Regions from separate parts of the Homo sapiens genome. Here region 2 is linked to region 1. Evidence: chromatin loops called from intact Hi-C (ENCODE). Cell type or tissue: K562. All regions are shown on one strand.

Region 1 (2,500 bases):
AATTGCTTGAACCAGGGAGTCAGAGGTTGCAGCAAGCCAAGATCACATCACTGCACTCCAGCCTGGCGACAGAGCAAGACTCTGTCTCAAAAAAAATAATAAAATAAAATAAAAATAAATAGCTGGGCACAGTGGCTCACGCCTGTAATCCCAGCACTTTGGGAGGCCAAGGTGGGTGGATCGCCTGAGGTCAGGAGTTCAAGACCAGTCTGACCAATATGATGTAATCCTATCTCTACTAAAAACACAAAAATCAGCCGAGTGTGGTGGCACGCACCTGTAATCCCAGCTACTTGGGACGCTGAGACAGGAGAATCACTTGAACCCGGGAGCCAGAGGTTGCATTGAGCTGAGATCGTGCCATTGCACTCCAGCCTGGGCAACAAGAGCGAAACTTCGTCTCTAAATAAATAAATAAACCAAAATTTAGCAGTTAAAAGGATGAGCTCGGAAGTCAGGCTGCCTGACTGCATTCCCAGTTCTACACTCTCTGTGTTCCTGAGTGCCTCTGAGCTTCGTTTCCTCATCTTAAGTAGGAATAGTATGTCCATAGTAGGATCGTTGTGAGAATTCAATGAGTTAATACACATAAAGTGCTTACAACACTGCCTGGGCACAAAGTAAGCTCTTAAAATTGGGCTTTTATTATATCTGGGATGGCTTTTCTGACCTGTCTCCAAACATATCACTAACCCCCATGTTCCCACATGTACCCAAAACATCCCGTGCTGCTCCTCCACCCATCCCCATGCCTCCATCTTGCCGCCAGCATCATCTTATCATACTGTGTCCTGGTTATCTACTGCTGTGTAACAGACCACCCCAAGAGTAGTGGCTTAAAACAACCATACCTTTTATTTTGCTCAAGAATCAACAGTTTGGGCAGGCTCTGTGAGAATGACTTTTCTTTGCTCTAGATGGTAACAGCCCAAGTGGCTCAAAGGCTGGGGAATGGATCTAAAGCCATATTCACTCACATGCCTGGTGCTTGATGCAGGCTATCAATTGAGACCTTAGCTGGGGCTCCTGGCCAGAACACAGACACACAGCCTCTTCGTGTATCCTGGGCTCTCTCGTGACATGATGGCTGAGCTCCAAGGGCAAATGTCCGAACAGAAAAAGAGCCAAGAACAAGCCATATCACCTTTTATGACCTGGTCTCAGAAGCCACCTGGTGTTACTTCCTCTACTATCTATTCATCAAGGAAGTCCCAAAGGTCCTCCCAAGTTCACAGTAAGAGGAAATAAACTCCAACTCTTTTTTTTTTTTCTTTTTTCAGACAGCGTCTCACTCTGTTGCCCAGGCTAGAGTATAGGGGCATGATCTCGGCTCACTGCAACCTCTACCTCCTGGGTTCAAACCATTCTCCTGCCTCTGCCTCCCGAGTAGCTGAGATTACAGGCGTCCGTCCTCATGCCCAGCTAAGTTTTGTATTTTTTTAGTAGAGATGGAGTTTCACCATGTCGTCCAGGCTGGGCTCGAACTCCTGACTTCAGGCGATCCACCAGCCTTGGCCTCCCAAAGTGCTGGGACTGCAGGCATGAGCCACTGCACCCAGCCGAACTCTTGATGAGGGAGTAGCAAGGTTCTGGCAATGTGGGACCAGAGATATTACTGTACTAACCGTGTGTTTTACTTTTTGTATCTTGATGCTTTGAGATCTGGGGCCTTGCTGACTCTGAAGGGACTACTCCTCCCAGGATTAGCCAATTCCTAGAGACAATAAACAAGCTCAAGTTCTAACTCCTTAGGATAGAATTCAAGACCCCCTCCAATTAGGCCTCAGTCTAACTTCCTACCTTCCCTCTCTCTAGCCCCTCTACAAACTGCTCCAACGGTTTAGCCAATTTCCTGTTCTCCAAAGACACCTCGCAATTACTCTTTACTGGATCTCTTGCTCACCTTTCAAAGTCCAACCTGAGCCCTGGCTCCTCCGTGTTCCTCCATGCTCCTCCGTGAAGCCATTCCCATTCATAGGGATGCATGTCCTTTCTGAATCCTGTCTCACAGCATTCATCCTCTGTACCAGTCCCTTTATTGCTTGGTTATACAACAGATCTACCTATGTTGTTAATTAGATTCTGAAGATTAAAGCTCTAAGGAACTTTAAGAGATTATTTTGTTCAACACCCTTAATTTGAGGCGAGGAAACCAGGCCTGAGCGATTACTGGCCCAAGGTCCCAGCACTCATTAATGGCAGGGGAAGGAATAGAAGCCACAAACCCATTTCTACTTTATTCTCTTTCTTTAACACCAGGTTGCCTCTATTCAGCTATTTTAAATGTGTTAGTCTTGTCCCTGGCAGAGTTTTGAAGCTATATTAGGGCAGGCAAGGACTACATCTTAAGTCGCTTGTATCCTGACAACATCCAGCAATGTCTTAGTAAATCTATGTTGAAACCATAAAAATATTTCTAGGTCTTTCCTTTACCCACTAGGAACCGAAACTTTTCTTTTTCTTTTTTTTCTTTTCTTTTTTTTTTTTGAGAGAGAGTCTC
Region 2 (2,500 bases), 540 kb after region 1:
AATACATTTAGAATATACCATGTTTCAATTTACATTTAAACAGGAATACTTATTGCATAAAGTATATAAAGGAATTTTGAGGAAACTGGCCAATTCCAGAATTCCAGAAAAAGAGGAAATGATTTAAGTTAATGAGGAATTCAGCAGATGTAAAGGGTTCCTAATAGCAAGGTTGTGAAATTCTAGAATAGCCTAAGATAATTCTAACTTCTTTTGCTAAAGACTATAAAGAAAATGACAGACATTAGTTTCTCCCAGACAATTCTGTTTTGGTCTTAACATAGTGGGAGGGACAAGGGCCTAGAAAGACTTAGAAGGAGCAAGAAGAGGTGATCTTTTGAAAATATCAACATGAATAAGCAAGAACTGTGGAAAAAACTCCATAATCTGTACGATAAAAAATAAAGGTAACAAAACCCATTATATGACAGAAGAAAATGAATTTGAGTATTCAAAACAGACAATTTGTACATCTCAAGATTAAGGTTCTTTTTTTTTTTTTTTTTTTTTTTTGAGACGAAGTTTCGCTCTTGTTGCCCAGGCTGGAGTGCAGTGGTGCTATCTTGGCTCACTGCAACCTCCGCCTCCCAGGTTCATGCGATTCTCCTGCCTCAGACTCCCCAGTAGTTGGGACTACAGGCACCTACCACCACACCCGGCTAATTTTTTGTATTTTTAGTAGAGACAGGGTTTCACCAAGTTGGCCAGGCTGGTTTTGAACTCCTGGCCTCAAGCAATCCACCCATCTTGGCCTCCCAAAGTGTTAGGATTACAGGCATGAGCCACTGTGCCCGGCCAGGATTAAGGCTCTTTAAGAGTTAGAATCTGAATACAACTGATTCTTACTAAGTTCCACTTAATAAATTAAGAAAGAACTTTGGAGGAATGAATATATCAAAGATACAAAATTATTTGTATGTAGTACTAGATTGTTTTTGTTCGTACATTTCACTATAGTAGGAATTCTCATTTGAAATAAAGAACTAAGCTATGACACATCTCCCTGTGGTTTCTCAGCCCACGCTGGAGGGATAAACACATAATCTCTCACATTCAAGCCTCAACTGAGCTGGGAGGCCACATCAAGTTTCACGCAAACCGCATTTCTCATTATTTTTGTGTATTTAAAAATGTCTGTTGCCAACTGGTCTTTAAAAAAAATCTTTAAAAGTAGCTTAAAACATACTGAAAAAACAGCTAAAATGCAGTAAGGAAACCAAAGCTTGAAACAAGGATCTATGTTCACAAAATTCATTTATAATATTCCACAAACTTCCACTGACCACCCACTATTTGCTAAGCCCTATTTTGGATACTGAAGATGTAATGATTCCTGCCCTCTTATTGTTTATACTTCAGTGGCAGCCCTCATAAATTCTCTTAACTTCAGATTTTAAACTCTAAAAAAAAAAATTCCTATATTATGGGCTATTTTGGTTTCTAATTTGAAAACTCTAGAATAAATAATTTTAGATATTAAAAATTACATATTAACCATTTCTTACTGAAAATTAAAGTGCAATGTTTAAATATTGAAATTTAACTACAGTTTAGTTCATACCTGCAATAAAACTGAAAATTAAATTCTGAATATAGAATATAAGCATATGTAGAAAAACTATATCAGAAAACACTAAACTATCATTTAAAAGAATGGAAGGGTAAACAGATTCTCAGAAATTATCAATAATTATCAACAATTATACAATACTAAAACATTTTGAACATTTTCTAAATACCAGACCCTGTGCTAAGTAATTTACATATATTATCTCATTTAAACCACACAGCAACTCTATACACTAAGCAATATTATAACCTCCATTATACAGATTTTAAAAATTGAGGTGTAATGAAGTTAAGTTACTTCCTTAAGGACCACAGTGGACTTAGATTCCATCCCAGGGAATTTGACAGTAAGCCTATGCCCTTAATCAACCTACTAGGGATTGTGCTATAGGGGTATATAAAGGGAAGAAGAAAAGTAAAAATCTAGCAAAAGAAACGGTTCTGAAAAACTGTACTGTTACCTATTCATTTTATCATGTGTAATTTCTTAATGATTAAAAAAAGCTATCTCCGGAAGTTCAATTTTTCCACCTCGAAGTAACTCAGAATAAACCAAGATTCACCCCCAGGAAATTAAGTTTAAGGAGCAAGACAAACCCATAGTGCTTTATTCCAAAATTCTTTCTGGATATTGAGGTTAGGAGAAGGAAGAAAAAGCACACCAATGATGAAAAGGTACACCAATGATGTAGAATAGGATCTTAGTATAAAACTCAGCAGTTCAGAGTTTTAAGGAACACTTCATTTTATTTGATTTCCACACAAGTTTGATAAGCAGAATAAGTAGTGTTAAGCCATTTTATAGATGAGAAAACTAAGAGAGGCCATGTTATCTGCCCAAGGTCAACAGGTATTTGTGCAGCAAGGAGCAGAAACCAGGATTTCCAACACTACGTTCAGTTCACTTTCTGACAGTGAAACAGTCAAATTC

The links. A loop is a pair of places that touch in the nucleus more often than their neighbours do. Peaks named below come from ENCODE experiments on the same cell type or tissue, not always from the same donor. Only the 100,000 strongest peaks of a DNase experiment are listed, where the experiment ranks them.
Region 2: a loop joins it to region 1, with 5 times the contacts of the local background. A loop is called at or near these places in 1 of 110 quality-filtered maps.

What each region holds. Positions count from the first base shown.
Region 1 is chr6:15,085,622-15,088,121 of GRCh38, forward strand. No RefSeq gene overlaps it. Among named protein-coding and RNA genes, the nearest start is that of JARID2-DT, 160 kb to the right of the region's middle. In K562, a CTCF peak has its summit at 1,205; DNase peaks (open chromatin) are centred at 791, 1,110 and 1,697; H3K4me3 peaks cover 1,169 bases.
Region 2 is chr6:15,627,910-15,630,409 of GRCh38, forward strand. All of the region lies in intron 4 of DTNBP1 (dystrobrevin binding protein 1), which reads right to left. Among named protein-coding and RNA genes, the nearest start is that of DTNBP1, 34 kb to the right of the region's middle. In K562, no CTCF peak of the experiment used is centred here; a DNase peak (open chromatin) is centred at 1,032.